2 separate regions of the Homo sapiens genome follow, and region 2 is linked to region 1. A link is an interaction called in ENCODE POLR2A ChIA-PET data of the cell type or tissue named here. Cell type or tissue: CD4-positive, alpha-beta T cell. All regions are shown on one strand. Links, peaks and the distances in the headings refer to the core of each region. The heading gives the core; the rest is flanking DNA. Region 1 overlaps CEP164 (centrosomal protein 164). Region 2 overlaps RNF214 (ring finger protein 214).

Region 1 (10,467 bases), core at 3,528-8,527:
GAAATGAACACATCTAGAAATGATAGTCACAGTGTTCTGGCTTTAGTGCTCTGATTTCCCTCCTCTCTCCCGAAGTTCAAGTCCTGTATTCTGCCTCTTAATTCCCCTAGAATCTGGCGCTTCCTTTCCATCCTCACAGACACTGACTTAGTTCATAATTTCTTGCTTGTGCTTTCAGGATAACTTCCTAAGTGGTCTCTCTGCCTCAGTTCTTGTCCTCCTGTAATTAGTTCTTATGCAGCTGTCAGAATCATTTATTTATTTTAGAGACAGGGTCTTGGTATGTTGCCCAGGCTGGAGTGCAGTTGGTATTCACCGGTGTGACCCTAGTACACTGCAGCCTCGAACTCTTGCCCTCAAGCCATCCTCCCACCTCAGTCTCCTTAGTAGACGGGACTACAGGCATGCACCACTATTCTTGGCTAGAATCGTCTATCTGACCTACAGATCTGGTCATGCCAGTCTCCTTTGTGAAATCCTGTGATGGCCCCTCATCATTTACAGGATAGAGCCTCTGTTCTTCCAGGCCCTTTATAATATGCTCTTGCCTTTCATTCTAGAGCTCTGTCTTGCCACTCCTCCCACTGTCCCTTGCACTCTGGTCATGTCAGAATGGTTAAGAGTTTGGGCTTTGGAGTCAGACATGGATACTTACATATTCTGCTCTACCGTTTATTAGCTGTGACACCTTGGGCAAGTTTGTTTGTTTGTTTGTTTGTTTTGAAATAGAGTCTTGCTCTGTCGCCCAGGCTGGAGTGCAGTGGTGCGATCTTGGCTCACTGCAGTCTCAGTCTCCTGGGTTCAAGCGATTCTCCTGCCTCAGCTTCCCGAGTAGCTGGGACTACAGGTGGGCACCACAACTCCTGGCTAATTTTTTGTATTTTGGTAGAGACGGGGTTTCACCATGTTGGCCAGGCTGGTCAGGATCTCCTGACCTCATTATCCGCCCACCTCCGCCTCCCAAAGTGCTGGGATTACAGGCGTGAGCCACTGCGCCTGGCCTTTTTTTTTTTTTTTTTTTTTTTAACTTTGCTAAGCCTCAGTTTCCTTATTTGAAAAGTGAAGATAATTCTATTTTGCTGAGTGGATGAAGTGAGATGATGTATATAGAGCACTCAGTACAGTTCCTGTAACATAGGAAGTGTTCAGTGGCTATAAGCTTTTGTTGTCATAATTAATTCTTTGCACCCACCTTATGATTTTCTTCTTTTTTGCCTTTGTGCATGTTGTTCCTCTGCCGTGAATTCCCTTACTCCGCTTATCCTGGGGATCACCTGCTTATCCTTCAAGAACTATCTCAATTGTCCTCTGTGAGGCTTTCCCTGATCTTCCTAAGATTATTTGCCCTTACCTTTGTGTTCTGTTATATATTATGTTACTTCCTTTAATTCATGTAACACATTTTGTAGTCATGTGTTTACGTGTTTGGCTTTCCAGGTAGGCTGAGCTCAAGTTCAGGGCCATGTGTAATCAGGTTTGTAGCCCTAACACGTCGCACAATGTCTGGCCCATGGTGGGTGTTCAGTAAGTGATTACTTGGCGCGGTGACTCACGCCTGTAATCTCAGCACTTTGGGAGGCCAAGGCGGGCGGATCACCTGAGGTCAGGAGTTCGAGACTTGGCCAACATGGTGAAACCCCATCTCTACTAAAAATACAAAAATTAGCCGGGCGTGGTGGCAGGCGCCTGTAATCCTAGCTACTCGTGAGGCTGAGGCAGGAGCATCATTTGAACCTGGGAGGCAGAGGCTGCAGTGAGCAGAGATCGTGCCATTGCACCCCAGCCTGGGTGACAAGAATGATACTCTGTCTCAAAAAAAAAGCAAAGAAAAAGTGATTACTTAATGTCTGAATGGCCTTAACTTATATTGCCTGGTGCTGGATATGTCCTTTGGAGCAAGGTAGAATAAACCCTTTTAAATAGGTGAATAGCAGTCATAATAATGTAATGTCTAACATTTATTGAGACCTTAGTATATTTTAAGCACTTTACATGTATTGAATCATATAAGCCTCACAACACATTGTGATGGATATTGTTAGTACTCTCATTTTATAGATGAGAAAACTGAGGCTGTCCAGCTAGTAAGAGGCAGAGCTGGGATTGAAAGCCAAGAATGTTCCAAAGCTTTTGCTCATTACCACTGCGTAATCAACTCTGACATCTTCCACCTTCTCCCCTTTACCTTCTCCAGTCAATCTTTTCTGTGGTCAACCTTCTTTGTAATTGTTGGAGCAGGGTGGAAGAAATAAATATACAGAGAACCCTCATTATGTCTGTGAGTGTATATTCTCTGTTAGTGTGCAGATGTGCAAAACTCTAGCTATGCTGACAAAGTACAGGGCAAGGTAGCCACAATATTGAAGGACTGGGAAACGATATGTACTGAATGGAAGAGAACTGGGAATACTTAGCCTACCTTAGCTAGAGAATCCTAGGGTGTCCCCAGATGAGCAGAAGGCAGACTTGAGATACCAGGGAACATTTTTTTAGAACCTGATTATTGGCTTACTATTAGACCTTCTAATAGTTAAGAATTATCTAACTATGGAATTGAAAATAGAATCTGTAATACTAGCTAAATTTGTGTAACTTTTCTGTATACAGGGACTGTGCTAGGCACTTTATAAGTGTTGTTTCATTTTACTTTCAGGCTTTTTGATTTTTGTTAAGATTGTTTTAATTATACACATGCAGTTATTGAGGCTGAGAGAGGTGAAGCACCTTGCCTAAGGTCATACAGCTGCTAAGTGAGAGAGCTGGGATTTGAATCCAGGTCTTCTGTCTCCAAAGCTGGTACTTTGACCACTATGCCGCCTGTCACTGGAAGCACAGAGAGGAAAATTTTGGCATGGGAAGGAAGGTGGACCAAAACTACTGCGGGTCTTCCTAGCTTCTGAGATTGCTGGTGTATTTTTTTTTTTTTTCAGATAGGGTCTCACTCTGTTGCCCAGGCTGGAGTATGGTGGTACAATCATAGCTCACTGCAGCCTCGAACTCCTGGTCTCAAGTGATCCTCCCACCTCTGCCTCCCCACTTTACACTCTTTATGTAACTCTGTCTTCCTTTCCATCTGATCACATAGCTCCTGCCTCAGCCTTCCGAGTAGCTGGGACCACAGGTGCACGCCACCATGCCTGGCTAATATATATATATATATATATATTTGTGGAGACAGGGTCTTACTATATTGCTCAGGCTGGTCTTGAGCTTCTAGGCTCAAGTGATCCTAGGCCTTGGTCCCCCATAGTATTGGGATTACCGGTGTGAGCCACAACACCCGGCCTATTCCTTGGTTTTATATTAGCAGTTACAGCAGTAACTGAGCTCCGACAGCTTACATAGGCTTATTTTAGGCTTTGTTGGAAAATTCCAGAGGAGGAGACATGGCCCTCAGAAGTTTGTGGTTTAACAGGAGAGGTAAGAAGACACATTTTCATAAAAAAAGTAATATTGGCCAGGCACGGTGGCTCACGCCTGTAATCCCAGCACTTTGGGAGGCCGAGGCGGGTGGATCACCTGAGGATAGGAGGTCGAGACCAGCCTGACCAACATGGAGAAACTGCATCTCCACTAAAAAAATACAGAATTAGCCAGGCGTGGTGGCACATACCTGTAATCCCAGCTACTCAGGAGGCTGAGGCAGGAGAATCGCTTGAACCCAGGAGGCGGAGGTTGCAGTGAGCCGAGATCGCACCATTGCACTCCAGCCTGGGCAACAAGAGCGAAACTCCTCTGTCTCAAAAAGAAAGAAAGAAAAAATAATAATATTGAGAGAAATCTGTCTGGGAACACATGAAAATTATGAGCTCAGTGCTAAGGTGGTTCTGGGTTGACAGGAGAGGATAAAATTGGCTGGGAAGGCTTCCTGGAGGAAACGTGTGAGCCACTCCTTTTTTGCCTGATTCTGAGATTGGTAGGAGATGCATGAGTGCAGTTGGGTGACCCCTCCTAACTCTGGCTCACAGAAGGTCTCAGGCTAGGCAGCAAGTAGATCTCACTGGATTTCATCTCATCTATTGGTAACTGCTACGTAGTGAACAATGTTGAGGGTTCTGAGGCCATGTCTAGGGTGCCATAATTGACTAGTGATGTCCTTCACAGTTTTAGGCCTGGAGGAAAATAGTAGGACATGTCCTATTTGTTTGCCATGGCAGATCTAAGGGCTGCATTCTCATTTATTGATTTATTTTAGAGACAGGTCTTGCCCTGTCACCCAGGCTGGAGTGCAGTGGTGTTATCATAGCTCACTGTAGCCTTGAACTCCTGGGCTCAAGGGATCCTCCCACCTGAGCCCCCCAAGTAGCTGGGACTACAGGTGTGTGTCACCATGCATGGCTGATATTTTTAATTTTTTGTAGAGACGGTCTCACTATGTTGACCCAGCTAGTCTCAAACTCCTGGCTTCAAGTGATCCTCCTGCTTTAGCCTCCCAAAGCCCTGTTATTACAGGTGTGAGCCACAGTGCTTGGCCCAAGGGCTGCATTCTTAGACTTCTCATCCTCTGTTACCACTCCAACTCAGGTTACCATTGCCTCTTACCTAGCCTAGCTCATGGTTTTCTACCTTATTTCTCTGCATCAGCCCTGATTTTCTTCTTTCCAATCTGGCCTCCGCTTTAGGGTGTACTCCTAGTAGCTTCTGGAGTAGTTTTTCAAAATGTGTATCTGGAAAAACTATTTCCTGGCTTCCATTCCTCTCTCTTTTTTGAGACAGGGTCTTGCTCTGTCACTGAGCCTGGAGTGTGGTGGCACAATCAAGGCTCACTGCAGCCTTGACCACCTGGGCTCAAGTGATCCTCCCGCCTCAGTCTCCCCTGTAGCTGGGACTACAGGTATACACCACCATACCTGGCTAATTTTTAATTTTTTTTGTACAGGGTAAGACAGGGTCGTCTTATGTTGCTCACGGTGGTCTTGAACTCCTGGGCTCAAGCGATCCTCCTGCTTTGGCCTCCCAAAGTGCTGAGATTGCAGGTGTGAGCCACTGTGCCCAGCCCTAGTTCTGTTATGATAAAGGGCAAGTCTGCATGGCCTGGCTCCCACTGGCCTCCCCAGCATCCTATCCAACTGTGCTGCTTCTTGCCTCGTGTTGCCTTCTGCTGAAGGACTTTTGCATGCATCTGTTAGAACACGCTTTCCTTTTTTTCTTTGTCTAGTGAATACCTACTCATCATTCAGTTCTCAGTGTAGGCATCATCTAAATCAGGCTTATTTCCTTCAGAGCACTTCCCTCGGTTCTAATTATACATTTCTCTGTGACTGATTGGTTTGTCTCCCTCCCTTCCCAGACGAGCTCAAGAGTAGCAGCAGCTGAATCTGTTTTTAATCACGATTGCATCTCTAGCGCCTAGAAATAAATGCACGTGGTAGGTGCCCAATAAATATTCCTCGAGTGAGTAGATGATCTTTAGTAGCCATCCTGCTACTACATACAGACAAATAGATATGACTTCTGTTCCCACGTTCCTTTTTTCTTTAACTCATTGGCCTTTTGGACCTGTCCTTGCCCACATCTTTTCTAGAGCCTGATAAGGTAAGGAAAGAAGGTAGAATACAACCCACCCATATTTTAATTTTTTTCTGGCAGAACATTTATTTGAATTTGGATGATCCATGAATTCAGATTTCCCAGAGTTTTCCTGATCTTTAAGTAGTTAAATATATCGCCAGGTGCGGTGGCTCCTGCCTGTAATTCCAGCACTTTGGGAGGCCAGGGCCGGTGGATCACCTGAGATCAGGAGTTTGAGACCAGCCTGGCCAATGTGGTGAAATCTAATCTCTACTAAAAATCCAGAGATTAGCCAGGCATGGTGGGGGTGCCTGTAATCCCAGCTACTCGGGCAGCTGAGGCAAGAGACTAGCTTGAACCTGGGAGACAGAGGTTGCAGTGAACCAAGATCGTGCCACTGCACTCCAGCCTGGGTGACAGACTGAGACTTCGTTTCAAAAAAAAAAAAAAAAAAAGGTAAATATAGATCATTATGTATATAGCAAATTAGTCTTGTTGCCATGTGGACAGAGACTACCTGTCCTGTGCTTGCTGGAGATGGGATGCATCTAGGGGATGACATTTCTCAAATGCAGAATTTCTCAAATTCTCTGAGGTAGTTAAGATAGTACCTCGTATAGAGCACATGCTTGGGAAGTGCTTATTCACCCTAATGTTCAGGCCACCATTGGGCCCTCCCTGCCCGTGGATCCTTTCCTTTTTTCTTCTCCTCTCCCTAAGAGGATTAAAGATTCAGGTGACTCTGTAAGCCACCAGGCAGTGGGCCCCATCTGCCACCCGGGTTCCTGGTCCTTTTCTGCTCAGCTTTTTAGTCAGCAGTGGTCAGGCCTGCGTCGCCTCTGACTGTGTGTGTAGCACAGTGGGGCATCATGTCTGCAGGATGTTACGGGTTCTTCTGAGGGTTGGGAGCACATTCCCACTTCAGCTTATGTACTGTTGAAAGAAGCCCTTTTCCTTTGGTGTTTTCTTCCTGCTTGGAGGTGGCATGGTGGGAATGAGGGGCAGAAGCTGGCTCCCTTCAGGTTCAGTGCACTGACAAAGGGAACCATGTCTTGTGAGTCCTAAGGCAGGACTCCTCTGTTGCCCACCCGTTAGCTGTCATGGTACAGAGGGGGGCCATAGTAAACAATCCCTGATGGATCCTTTGTTGCTTGTCAGGGGTCTCTAGGAACCTTGGAATAGGTTCAGAGTCTCCAGATCCAGCCATTTCCTTTCTAGGCCAGATCTTGACTTTTTTTTTTTTTTTTTTCAACCAGGAGAAATAACTTTATTTGGACTGAGAGCTGGAGAATGAGAATAGGACCTGAGAGTATATTGGGCTAAGGAGGAGAGGTAAGGTTCCAAAACGGCGGTCAAAGCTCATCGACTAAACGGACTCTACTTCCCACCAAACTTGCAGTTAGTGCAACCAACAAAAGGCCTGCTGGGGAATGTATTTGCCACTAAATTCCCCAAGTATGCCAACATTACAAAAAAGATAGAGGTTTCTAATCATAATTAAATTTCCACAAACCTCCCCAATCACAAGTATTATAAGCAGAAGTAAAAAAAAATCACATTTTACAGATCTCAAACTTGTCTTCAATATTTAGTTCATCATCTTCAAAAAAATAGCTCCCCTGCTAAACTCATTAGCTATCTGATCTATCCAAGCAGCAAGAAGATGGCCAGGCCATGGCAATCCTCTTCCCATTTTCCCTATCCATTCAGGGCTCAACAGCAGGGTGAGGCTCAGGTTGGGGGTGGGGTGGGGGGAGCACAAGGGCTACTTTCCCCCAGTACAACATGGCTTCTGAAGCTTGATGGGAGAGCAGAACTGGTGAGACTTGAGGGAAGGGTCCAGGGCCTGTATTCAGTCAGAATCGCTGCTGGAAGAGGAGGAGAAAGAGGAGGAGGAATGCTTGCCATGCTTTTGGTGCTTGTGCATCTTTTTATGAGCTTTCTTCATTTTATTCTGCATCTTCTTGTCCGCTGTCACTGCTGGTCTGACCATGCCAGGAGCCAAGAGATTCACAGGAGGGATTCCAGGGGCAGGCGGTGGGTATGGAGGAAGGTGGGGACCCGAGGATTGGCATCCTGGATACCCTGGCTGTGGTACAGGATGAGGGGCCCCACCTGGGAGGAAAGCTGGATTGCCCTGGGGAACTCCTAGGGGAGGAGGACAGGGGCCTGGGGGAAAGGGTGGATTGATAGGTGGTGGGTGGGCAGGATTGGAACCTCCAGGGCACCCAGTGTTGGGGGATATGGATTTGGCCCTGGCTGTCTGGCATTGGGATTCCACATGTTTAGGTGTGTCCTCCAGCCTTTCCACGGCTGCCTGGGCTTGATGCGTTCTACCAGATCCTGATGTTTTTAATGGCTGGGCCTTTCTGCTTGAAGAGGGCCGTTTCATCCTTGCTGCTCCAGGAGGAACAGTGGCAGCTTCTGAGGAAGTGGGGACTGGAGAGGTCAGGACTTGTGGCTCCAGACTCCTGTTGGTCACATTTGGTGTGGCCAACTGCTCTGCAGGTTGGGGAGGTGCTCTGAGCAGGTCTGTGTGTGGCAGCAGTTTCCCAGGCGACTTCCTTCATCAGGCTGCAGCATGGGAGCTGCCATGGGGAGAGTTGGTGGGAACTGGGGTCCTGAGGTAGGGGTGGGAAGAGAGGAGCAATTCTAGAAGTGCACCAGCTTCTCAGTTGAAGAATTTGGCACCGCCCCATCCCTGGAGCTAGAAACCTTGGATTCAAGCTGGACTTCTGTCTTCGCTTGGGCTGCCGTAACACAATACCGTAGACTGGGGGGCTCCAACAACAGAAATCTCTTTTCTCATAGTTCTGGAAGCTAGAAGGCCCATATCAAAGTCTGTTGCTGGTTCCTGTCTTGCAGACAGCTGCCTTCTTGCTGTGTCCTCAGATGGTAGAGAGAGACCTCTAAGCCACTAGACAGTGGGCCCCATCTGCTGCCCTGGTTCCTGGTCCTTTCTTCCTCTCCTTTTAATCCTATCAGGCCATTTAACCTTAATGACCTCATTTAACTTTAATTACCTCCTAAAGAACCAGTCACATTGTGGATTAGGGCTTCAATATGTGTATTTTTCTTACTTTGAGAGGCTGAGGCGGGAGCATTGCTTGCACCCAGGAGTTCAAGACCAGCCAGGGCAACATAGTGAGACACCATCTCTGTAAAAAAAAAAAAAAGTAAAATATATACATATGTGAATTTTGAAGGGATGTAGCTCCTTTCCACTTTTCCCCCATATCCTGGTCCTATTAAGCTTAACATCACTGGGTCTGTTCTGACTGTCTCTTCTTCATTCCCCTGCTTCTGCCCTAGTTAAAGTCCTTATCATCTCGCCCCTGGGCAGCAGCCTCCTCAGGTGGTTTTCCTGACACCAGTCTCTCATTTCTCCAATCCAGCCATGCCAGTCTTGCCAGAATTCTTGTCCTAAAAAAAGGCCACCCTGTGATACTTTGTTTCACCAGAGCCCTCAGTGACTCCCCTCTGGTGTAGGACAGGGTGGAGGCTCTTTAGCACGGTCTGCAAGGCTCACTGTGACCAGCCGGTCACACATGTTGGTATCCCCACTCTGGAACACCTGTCTGTGCAAGATGCTCCCTCTGTTTAGAATGCCTTTCTCCCCCATCAGAATTCTTGCCAGCCTTCCTTCCTTCCTTCCTTTTTTTGGGGAAATTTTTTGCCCTTATCTTAGCACTCTCAGAACAGGAAGTTTTTTTCCCTTCTGCCTTCTGCTGCTCTTGAGGTCGTTCCCGCCACTGGATTGTAAGCTTCCTGAGGGCATTTTGGATATGAATCGGGACATCCAGATGGGCATATGTGTTGAGATGGGGGTGTGCCACGGAGATGTGCTGGTGTATGGGGGTCTGTGCTGCTGGTTATTTTGGTGTCACTAGGATTTTTACTTGGTGGTTCTGTATTATAATTGTTTCTTCTATCTGGGGGAGGCACAAAGTCAAACTCTTGACAGAGCCAGGCTTGAAGATGTTTTGTGGTTCACCAGGTGTTCATCAAGCCTTTGGGAGACCTTTGCCAGGTGCAGAGCCTGTGAGCCTTGAGTTGTTGGTTTCACCCTCCACTATACCTGGCGCCTGGGAAGGCCCTGGCCAAATTGCTCTGCAGGGTCTGGTTTGACCCAGATGCTCCATGACCCAGTGCCAACTTTTCCCCTGTTAAGCTTGGTCACTGATTTTTCTCTTTTGGTGGGGGCCTCTGGGATCTAGGTGTTTGAGCCCAGATGAGTCATGGCTGGACGACCCCTCCGCATAGGAGATCAGCTGGTTCTGGAAGAAGATTATGATGAGACCTACATTCCTAGTGAGCAAGGTAACAAGTCTGTGAAGAGGCCTGTGGTGTATTGTGTTTGTTTTTTGAGGACAGGGATTGTCTGGTTTATTTTTATTCTTTCAGTGCAAAGTATGGTACATGTACAGAGTTGCTTAGTATATTCGGGTTAGATCAAATGTGAGCCTACCTTGGCCTCTTGCCTGTTTTTTTTTAAGTTTCTTTCTGTTGCCCAGGCTGGAGTGCAGTGGCGTGATCTCAGCTCACTGCAACCTCTGCCTCCCAGGTTCAAGTGATTCTCCCACCTCAGCCTCCCGAGAAGCTGGGATTACAGGCGTGCACCACCACACCTGGCTAATTTTTTGTACTTTTAGTAGAGACGGGTTTCACCATGTTGGACAAGCTGGTCTCGAACTCCCGACCTCAAGCGGTTTGCCTGCCTCCGGCTCCCAAAGTGCTGGGATTACAGGCGTGAGCCACCTTGCCTGGCTACTTGCCTATTTTTGTAAATACACCTTCATTGGAAAACAGCCACAATGGTTTATGTATTGTGTGTGGCTGCTTCTATGCTACAGCTGCAGAGATATGTGGCTGTTAAGAGAGGTATATGACCCACAAAGGGTAAGATAGTTACTCTCCGGTTGTTTACAGAAAAAGTTTGCTGTCTTTGGGTTAGAG
Region 2 (10,467 bases), core at 2,465-7,464, 56 kb before region 1:
CATGTTGTCTATAGAACACTTAAGGGGAACTTTAATCTCGTAGCAGGGTCTATGTGATTCTGAGGCAGCAGGCGCAAAACACTGGTGAAGTAGCTAGTCAGAGAGCAAGCTGACCTCATGATAAACACTGCATGTGCTGCAAGCCTCGTTTATTTTCGTTTCTCCCCCCTCTTCTTCCCCGATGAATTTCATACAGTTTATAGGGACAGTTTCAAAATAACAGATTAACAGGAGGGAAAAACAGTTTATTTACATGTGCAATGTGCATACACATGGAAGAACTCAGTGGTGGGTAACTCAAAGGAGTAGTTAGTTAGAATTTGGGGCCAATATGCTATCTTACTAGATGAAGGGGAGAGAGGAGAAAGCCCCTAGTACTGGGAAAACAAATGACTTCTTTTTTTTTTTTTTTTTTTTTTTGAGATGGAGACTTGCTCTTGTTGCCCAGGCTGGAGTGCAATGGCACAATCTTGGCTCACTGTAACCTCCGCCTCCTGGGTTCAAGAAGTTCTCCTGCCTCAGCCTCCTGAGTAGCTGGGATTACAGGTGCCCACTACCACACTCGGCTAATTTTTTTTTTGTATTTTTAGTAGAGACGAGGTTTCACCCTGTTGGGCCAGGCTAGTCTCGAACTCCTGACCTTAGGTTATCTGCCCACCTTGGCCTCCCAAAGTTCTGGGATTACAGGCGTGAGCGACCGTGCCCAGCCATGGCTCTTTTTTTTTTTTTTTTGAGACAGAGTTTTACTCTTGTTGCCCAGGCCAGAGTGCAATGGCACAATCTCAGCTCACTGCAACCTCCGCTTCCCGGGTTCAAGCAGTTCTTCTGCCTTAGCCTCCCAAGTAGAACACAGATGGGCGCCATGATGTCTGGCTAATTTTTGTAAATTTTTTTTTTTTGTAGAGACGGGGTTTTGCCATGTTGGCCAGGCTGGTCTTGAACTCCTGACCTCAAGTGATCCACCCACCTCAGCCTCCAGAAACAACTGAGATTACAGGTGTGAGCCACTGCACCTGGCCTAGTGGCACATTTTTCAAGATAGGCCATATGATAGGCTACAAAACAAGTCTTAATATTTTTTAAAATAGAAATAATATTAAGTGTTTTCTCAGACCCTAGCAGTATAAAACTAGAAATCAGTTTGAAGAGGAACTCTCAAACCTATAGAAATTAGAAATTAAACAACCTGTCCTGAATGATCTTTGAGTTAACAATGAAATCAAGATAGAAATTAAAATTTTTTAAAAATGATTGATAACGGTGACAGAAGTTATCAAAATCTCAGATACAGCAAAAGCAATACTAAGAGGGAAGTTTATAGTGCCAAATGCCTTCATCAAAAAGACAGGTCACAAATTGACAGTCTAATAATATCACACCTCAAGGAACTAAAAAAACAGGAAGAAACCAAACCCAAAGCTAGCAGAAGAAAAGAAATAACAAAGAACAGAACTAAACAAAATTGAAACCAAAAAATACAAAGGATCAATAAAATTAAAAGTTGTTTCTTTGAAACGATAAGCAAAAATAATAGACCATTAGGTAGATTAGCTGTGAGAGGATTCAAATAAACTTAGTCAAAAATGAAAATAGAGATACCATAACTGATACCACGGAAATAGAAAAGATCATCTGAGACTGCTGTGAACACATATATGTATACAAACCAGAAAACCTAGATGAACTGGATAAATTCCTGGAAACACACAACCCCCCAAGCTTGAACCAGGAAGAAATAGAAATCTTGAACAGACCAATAGCAAGTAGTTTGATTGAATCAGTAATTTAAAAAATCTCCCAACCAAGACATCCCAGGTCCAGATGGATTCACAGCCAAATTCTACCAGACATTCAAAGAACTGATACCAATCCTACTGGAACTATTCCAGAAGATCAAGAAGGAAGGAATCCTCTCTAACTCATTCTACAAAGCCAGTCTCACCCTGATACCAAAGCCAGGAAAGGACACAACAAAAAAAGAAAACTGCAGACCAGTATCCCTGATGAACATAGATGCAAAAGTCCTCAACAAAGTACTAGCAAAACCAAATTGAACAGCATATCAAAAAGATAATTCAGCACAATCGAGTGGGCTTCATCCCAGTGAGGCAAGGATGGCTCAGCATACACAAGTCAATAAATGTGATTCACCACATAAACCGAATTAAAAACCATATGATCATTTCAATAGATTTAGAAAAAGCATTTGATAAAATCCTGTATCCCTTTGTGGTAAAAAAAACCCTCAACAAATTAGGCACAGAAGGAACATACCTCAAAATAATAAAAGCCATATATGACAAACTCACAGCCACCATCATACTGAAGAGAGAAAAGCTGAAAGCATTCCCCCTCAGAACTGGAACAAGGCCGGGCACAGTGGCTCATGCTTGTAATCCCAGAGCTTTGGGAGGCCAGTTCAGGAAGATCACTTGAGTCCAGGAGTTCCAGACCAGCTTGGGCAATATAGTGGGACTCTTTCTCTCAAAAAATTAAAAAATTTGCTGGGCATGATGATACATGCTTATAGTCCTAGTTACTCAGGAATTTGAGGTGGGAGTTCAGGAGTTCAAGGTTACAGTGAGTTATGATCATGCCAGTGTACTCCAGCCTGGACAATACAGTGAAACCCTCTCTCTAAAAAAAAGAAAATAAGAAAATAATTTCTTAACCATTTTTGCTATTGTTGCATGTAGTTCCTTTTGTTAGATCCCAGTGAGGTGAATGTGGCAAAAAACCCAAAGGAAAAGATTTTTTGTTTGTGAATATGTGGAATGTTTCCATTGACATAAGAGGATTTTTCTAATATAAGTTTATATTTGTAGTTGACAATGTGTTTAATGAAAGAGATGTTCAGTGAGCATCTATAATCTTCAAGGATAACATCAGTCACAGAAGGCAACTGTCATGTTTTCTTACAATTATCCGATTGTCAGAGTGAATAGTAGGCTAGATGGATTGACTCTGTAATGTATTTCACATATTTTTATGGTAAGAGCATTCTGACTCTTCATATATTTTGTATATTTTGGAACTGAGGGAATATGTGTTGTAGCAAGAAAACACAGCTGCCTATAAAATCTTTGTCTAAAGAATTATTAGGCTGGGTATAGTGGCTCACACTTGTAATTCCAGCACTTTGGGAGGCTGAGGCTGGTGGATCACCTGAGGTCAGGAGTTCAAGACCACCCTGACCAACATGGCAAAACCCTGTTTCTACTAAAAATACAAAAATTAGCCAGATGTGGTGGTACGCATCTGTAGTCCCAGCTACTTGGGAGGCTAAGGCAGGAGAATTGCCTGAACCTGGGGGGTGGAGGTTGCAGTGAGCCGAGATCCCGCCTGTGTACCCCAGCTTGGGTGACAGCCTTAAAAAAAAATTGTTAGATAATGTGTTCTCTGCTAGGAAGTTAATTTGGGGAAGCAATACCTGGAGATTAAGGCAGAAAATGCCCACCTACTTCTCATTTCTAATAGATGAATATACCTTGTCAGTAGAGGGCTGATGTCAGAGATTGAATAAGTGTGTAACACACACACACACACACCCTCTCTACCTATACATGAAATAGAGAACCAGGGATATGTGGAGAATTGGGTCAAAAGCAAGAATATGTGAGAGGAAAGGGCCTCATAAACTTCTGTTAAGTAGATTGCTCTCTTTTGTATATGTAAGGTTACTACAAAAACAGAAGGGGAATAAAAGTTTCTCTCACTGAAGAAAAGTGGGGGCCAGGCGTGGTGGCTCACGCCTATAATCCCAGCACTTTGGGAGGCTGAGGTGGGTGGATCACCTGAGGTTAGGAGTTCGAGACCAGCCTGGCCAACATGGCAAAACCCCATCTCTACTAAAAATACAAAAAAAATTAGCTGCGCATGGTGGTGGGTGCCTGTAATCCAGCTACTCGGGAGGCTGAGGCAGGAGAATCATTTGAACCTGAGAGGTGGAGGCTGCAGTGAGCCAAGATTGTGTCACTGCACTCCAGACTGGGCAACAGATAGAGACTCCCTCTCAAAAAAAAAAAAAGAAAAGTGGGAACATTTCTCTTAAGATGTAACTCTTGGCCGGGCGCAGAGGCTCACACCTGTAATCCCAGCACTTTGGGAGGCCGAGGCGGGTGGATCACGAGGTCAGGAGATCGAGACCATCCTGGCTAACATGGTGAAACCCTGTCTCTACTAAAAATACAAAAAATTAGGTGGGTGTGGTGGCACGTGCCTGTAGTACCACCTACTCGGGAGGCTGAGGCAGGAGAATCGCTTGAACCCAGGAGGCGGAGGATGCCATGAGCCAAGATCACGCCATTGCACTCTAGCCTGGGTGACAGAGTGAGACTCTGTCTCAAAACAAAACAAAACATGTAACTCTTCCCAAGCTTTTCTTCTTATTTTATTTTTACTTTTCTAAAATGTCGGGGAGATAATTTAAGTATTTTCATCCTATTCTGTCCACTGATCTTGGTAATCCAGGCTTCCAGCTATAAAACTTTACCACAATCAAATGTAATATAAGGAAATTCCTTTGCTGGCTGTGTTGCTTAACGGCCTCTATAGTTCTGAGTAGGGTGATCACCCATCCCAGTTTTAGCACTGAAAGTCATCCATCCTGGGAAATCCCTCAGTACTGGGCAAACCAGGAGAGTTGGTCACTGTCATGCTGAGTGGGGGGAAAACATGTAAGGAGGGAGGAAACCAAAGAAAATGAGAAGTCCTGAGGTATGAAGAGAACATTTTTTTCCTTTTGAAGCATATTTACTATAGCTAGGAAAACTTGAAAATTAATAAACTTGTATCACTGTGCTTAGTAGCGAATTAGTGATTTGCTGCATTAAGGATGAATATTAAGTAGGCCTCTGGCCAGGCACAGTAGCCTGTAATCCCAGCACTGTGGGAGGCCGAGGTGGCAGGATCACTTGATCCCAGGAGTTTGAGAACAGCCTGTAGAACAAAGTGAGACCCCTGTCTCTACAAAAAATAATAAGTAAGCATCAGCCAGGCGTGCTGGCTTGTGTCCGTAGTCCCAGCAACTTGGGAGGCTAAGGCAAGAAGATTGCTTGAGCCCAGGGGGTTGAGGCTGCAGTGAACCAAGGTCATAGCACTGTACTCTGGTCTGGGCAACAGAGTAAGACCCTGTCTATAAAAAACAAACAAACAAAAAAGTGGACCCCTGTGTTTGGTCCTGCATTCATTCTTCAGGACCCATACTAAAAGACATGTTGGGAAATAAGAATGCAGAATGCCATAATGGTTTTGAATCCTCTTGAACGTAGAAGAATGTTCTGCCTTCAATGGAGGGCTTTTGTTCTAAGATGCAGTCTTTTTCCTGCTGTAGGTAACTTTATTTTAGCAAGTGGAGATACAAACTTTTTTTTTTTTTTTTTTTTTTTTTTGAGACAGAGTCTCGCTTTGTAGCCTAGGCTGGAGTGCAGTGGTGCAATCTCGGCTCACTGCAACCTGCGCCTCCCAGGTTCAAGCAATTATCTTGCCTCACCCTTCTGAGTAGCTGGGACTAGGCGACAGGCGTGCGCCATCACGCCCAGCTAATTTTTGTATTTTTAGTAGAGATGGGGTTTCACCACGCTGGCCAGACTGGTCTCAAACTCCTGATTTCAAGTGATCTGCCCATCTTGGACTTCCAAAGTGCTGGGATTACAGGCGTCAGCCACCACGCCCGGTCACAACGTTTTTACTTTCAAATATAGGGCCATTATGCAACTGCAGACCACTGTAAACATTATTTGTCTGTATCTATATTTGATACTTATACTCCAGCTCTCTTTTGATTAGCAAAGAATAAAGAAGAAAGAAAAATAAGTATAGTTAATACTTAGAGTAAGACTTCCTGTAACATACTTGGCTGACCAATTTTGGGTTGTACTTTTGCCCTGGTATCTCTCAACAAGCTTATCTTTCTTCCTTAGTCTTGTTCTTGGTTTCTTATCTTACAGAGAGGTGTGGGAAATGGAACTGGATAGACTCAAGAATCAGGATGGCGAAATAAATAGGAACATTATGGAAGAGACTGAACGGGCCTGGAAGGCAGAGGTGAGAAGAGGAGCTGATATCTTGAAAGTCTTAGTTTCAGGCTTCCAGATGGTATCTACTTTTGGCATTGTAATAGGAGAGCCAGTAAGCATTTGTTTTCACTACCTAGAGGTACCTTTGTGTATGTAAAATTAATAAAGTATTTATATGTGTGTGGCTTCCTTAGATCTTATCACTAGAGAGCCGGAAAGAGTTACTGGTACTGAAACTAGAAGAAGCAGAAAAAGAGGCAGAATTGCACCTTACTTACCTCAAGTAAGTACCTTTCCGTTCTAGAGCTTTAATTGTTTTGCAGTTTGTTTGTTTGTTTGTTTAGGTTTTTTCATTCCTAGGCCAGCTAGTCTGGCACTTATTCTATCTGCACAGGAATTGTAAGGCTATCTCTGTCTGCAGTAGCAATTGCTCAGTGGTTTTTCCTCTCACATTCTAAAGTTCTGTACTGTAACTCTTCCCTGCTACAGTTTTATAGTTTTGCATTTTTTAATGTTTTGTTTCCATTTGGATAAACACTATCTGTTAAAGCCAGACGTAATAGCATGCTCCTGTAATCCCAGCACTTTGGGAGGTCGAGGCAGGAGGATCACTTGTGCCCAGGAGGCCGAGGCTGCAGTGAGCTTTGATGGCATCACTGCACTCCAGCCTAGGTGACAGTGAGACCCTGTCTCTAAAAAATAAAAAATAACCAGCATCTGTTAACCTATAAAGCATAACAATGATCTTTGGAGATTCATTTCCTATGTAGTCATTTATTTTCTTTCTGCCATGGAACTTGGAGGACCCTTGTGGCATTTTCAGGCAGACAAGAACCCTCTCTCTGTTGTTGGTTCTCTTTCTCAATTACTTAAAAGATACTGGAGTTAAAGTGAGGCAAAGGAATTCGAATCTTGGGCTTCTCCTGCACCTGCTCCCACCTCTTCTCAACGGCAATTAGCCAGCTACTATTTTGCTTTTGCTATCTCAGAGAATTAGGAATAGGGCTTTTTTTTTTTTTTTTTTTTTAATGACAGGGTCTCCCTCTGTTGTGCAGTGGTGCCATCTTGGCTCACTGCAACCTCCATCTCCTGAGCACAAGCCATCCTCCTACCTCAGCCTGCCAAGTAGCTGGGACTATAGGCGTGAGCCACCACACCTGGCTAATTTTGCATTTTTTTAAGAGACAGGGTTTAGCCACATTGCCCAGGCTGGTCTAGAACTCCTGAGCTCAAGTGATCTGCCCGCCTTGGCCTCTTGTGCTGGGATTACAGGCGTGAGTCACTGTTCCTAGCAGGGCTTTCTTTAAATCTGTAAATTCCTGTTGGTTTCTTGAAAGGTCAACTCCCCCAACACTGGAGACAGTTCGTTCCAAACAGGAGTGGGAGACGAGACTGAATGGAGTTCGGATAATGAAAAAGAATGTTCGTGTAAGTGTATCTATGAGTCATCATTCAGTCAGTGTTAGTCTGTGCTTAACACTTCCAGCAATTGGGAGGTAGCCTTTTGCATTGCCATTTGGGGCCTATCCTACTATTCCTTTTGTTTTCCTGATAATGGATGGTGCTGTCTTTCTAGAGAGCCTGAGTCAGTTCAGCAGTAAAAATAATCCTTTTTTTTTTTAGGACCAATTTAATAGTCATATCCAGTTAGTGAGGAACGGAGCCAAGCTGAGCAGCCTTCCTCAAATCCCTACTCCCACTTTACCTCCACCCCCATCAGAGGTAAGAGAGTGGCTTTGGGGGGAAGTTCACCTTTCTGTGTTGGTAGCAGCAGCAGAGTCTTCTGCGTGTTCTTTTTATGAAGATATTGGGACCATCCCTATTCAGTGCAAGAGTTGTTCATTGATGTCTTCTCCAGTTTCCTAAACTTTCTTTTTCTTCCTTTCTCTCTCGTCCTCTACCTCTTCTCCTCTGCAGACAGACTTCATGCTTCAGGTGTTTCAACCCAGTCCCTCTCTGGCTCCTCGGATGCCCTTCTCCATTGGGCAGGTCACAATGCCCATGGTTATGCCCAGTGCAGATCCCCGCTCCTTGTCTTTCCCAATCCTGAACCCTGCCCTTTCCCAGCCCAGCCAGCCTTCCTCACCCCTTCCTGGCTCCCATGGCAGAAATAGCCCTGGCTTGGGTTCCCTTGTCAGCCCCCACGGTCCACACATGCCCCCTGCCGCCTCCATCCCACCTCCCCCAGGCTTGGGCGGTGTTAAGGCTTCTGCTGAAACTCCCCGGCCCCAACCAGTAGACAAACTGGAGAAGATCCTGGAGAAGCTGCTGACCCGGTTCCCACAGTGCAATAAGTAAGTACCTTCAAGGACTGATTCAGATGTCTCTATCAGAGAAATGCTTATGGGTTAAAACAGAGGAGGTTACATGGGTGTTCCCCGTGGGTATAGCATAGGCTTTCTCTCCCTCAACATTTTTTTTCCTCAGGGCCCAGATGACCAACATTCTTCAGCAGATCAAGACAGCACGTACCACCATGGCAGGCCTGACCATGGAGGAACTTATCCAGTTGGTTGCTGCACGACTGGCAGAACATGAGCGGGTGGCAGCAAGTACTCAGGTGAGAAAAGCCACTTGGGAGAGAACTTAGGCATGTTGAGGGCTGGGGAAGAGGTAGATTTCAGAAAAATGTGGGGTGGGAAGAAGCATTCCAGTCAGAGGTAGCTAGTCTGCTTTTTTCCTTTCCTGGACTGGGAAATAAGTGATTTTTGTGATATGCTCTGTTACTCAGACTCTCTTCCCTTACTCTGACAATGTTTCTACCTACAGCCACTTGGTCGCATCCGGGCCTTGTTCCCTGCTCCACTGGCCCAAATCAGTACCCCAATGTTCTTGCCTTCTGCCCAAGTTTCATATCCTGGAAGGTCTTCACATGTAAGACTCTTTTTCTTTGAACACTGTGATATGGAGAAGCTGGAGGTGAGGAAGGAGTGGGTTTACAGGTGGAGTGCAGGAAGAAACCATCAGTTGGGTTATTTGCAGCCCTACTGGGAAAATGCAAATATTTTAGGCAAGAATCTATATTTGGATTTTTGTTTCTTTTGATATAAATCTTTTTGCTGCATGGAATTATGGGCATAAAAGGCAAGGAGACCCAGAGGTTCCTTACCTTTTGATCATGCCGCCTCTGTTCTACAGGCTCCAGCCACCTGTAAGCTATGTCTAATGTGCCAGAAACTCGTCCAGCCCAGTGAGCTGCATCCAATGGCGTGTACCCATGTATTGCACAAGGAGGTAGGTGTTACAGACCTTCCTCATTTTCTACACTTTTTCTTCTGACAGCTAAAATAATTTTTCTTTCTCATTTTCTACTCTTTTTTTTCCCTGACAGCTAAAATAACTTTTCTTTTACTGTGTTGGTGCTCATCATTAATATCTTTTTTGTTTTGTTTTGTTTTGTTTTAGACAGAGTCTCGCTCTGTTGCCCAGGCTGGAGTGCAGTGGTGTGATCTCAGCTCACCGCAACCTCCACCTCTCAGGTTCAAGTGATTCTCCTGCCTCAGCCTCCTGAGTAGCTGGGACTACAGGCGCCTGCCAACATGCCTGGCTAATTTTTGTATTTTTAGTAGAGACAGGGTTTCACCATATTGGCCAGGCTGGTCTCGAACTCCTGACCTTGTGATCCGCCCATCTCAGCCTCCCAAAGTGTTGGGAGTACAGGCGTGAGCCACCGTGCCCAGCCTTTTTTTTGTTTTGTTTTTTGAGATAGGGTTTCTTTCTGTTGCCCAGACTGGAATGCAGTGGCACGATTATAGCTCACTATAGCCTCAATCCCCTAGGCTCAAGGTGCTTCAGTCTCTTGAGTAGCTGAGATTACAGGCACATGCCATCATGCCCAGCTAATTTTTTTTTTCTTTTTTAGTAGAGAGAAGGTCTTGTTATGTTGCCCAGGCTGGTCCCAAACTCCTGGGCTCAGGTGATCCTCCTGCCTCAGCCTCCCAAAGTGCTGGGATTACATGCGTGAGCCAGTGCACCTGGTCTCTAATGTCTAATCATAAGGTTTTCAGTAAATTGTGGCTTAAACATTAGCAGAATTCAGAATACTGCAGTTAGGATCTCTCAGCTTTTTACCCCATTCCCTTCAGGGGACTGGATAAGCAATTCATACTGCGCACTAAATAACTTTCTTGGAAAATTGACAATGAGTGATAATCCCACATATCTAACTATTGTTCAAAATGTAGCATTGTCAGAAGACTTTGCCTAGATGAGAGGAATGGAATGGAGGACCTGAGTATGAGATTAGTAACTCCATTAACAGAACAGCTTGGAGGGCTTGCCGGTTAGAGATTATCTTCACAGACTGACAAGTCATTCCTATTTTTTTATGTTGCCAGCAGAGTTAAGTCTCTTAGTAGCAGGGATGATTCCCTCTTAACAACATTTTGTTTTGTTCATTTTGCTTTTCCAAGAGGTAGAAACTGAATTTACATCTAAATTCTTGGTAAGA

Evidence for each region. Peaks named below come from ENCODE experiments on the same cell type or tissue, not always from the same donor. Only the 100,000 strongest peaks of a DNase experiment are listed, where the experiment ranks them.
Region 2: POLR2A ChIA-PET joins it to region 1 with 6 read pairs; 6 of 35 experiments call an interaction of 5 or more read pairs at or near these places.

The regions. Positions count from the first base shown.
Region 1 is chr11:117,328,838-117,339,304 of GRCh38, forward strand. CEP164 (centrosomal protein 164) reads left to right here. Exons shown (of 33, transcript NM_014956.5): 2 at 6,768-6,843; 3 at 9,729-9,831. The coding sequence starts at 9,750. It also overlaps the pseudogene PRR13P3. Among named protein-coding and RNA genes, the nearest start is that of CEP164, 6.2 kb to the left of the region's middle. In CD4-positive, alpha-beta T cell, for the core only: no CTCF peak of the experiment used is centred there; no DNase peak of the experiment used is centred there.
Region 2 is chr11:117,273,960-117,284,426 of GRCh38, forward strand. It overlaps RNF214 (ring finger protein 214), which reads left to right. Exons shown (of 15, transcript NM_207343.4): 7 at 5,949-6,045; 8 at 6,212-6,300; 9 at 7,355-7,445; 10 at 7,641-7,739; 11 at 7,935-8,311; 12 at 8,445-8,577; 13 at 8,787-8,891; 14 at 9,156-9,251. Among named protein-coding and RNA genes, the nearest start is that of BACE1, 37 kb to the right of the region's middle. In CD4-positive, alpha-beta T cell, for the core only: no CTCF peak of the experiment used is centred there; no DNase peak of the experiment used is centred there; H3K4me3 peaks cover 1,558 bases; H3K27ac peaks cover 2,295 bases.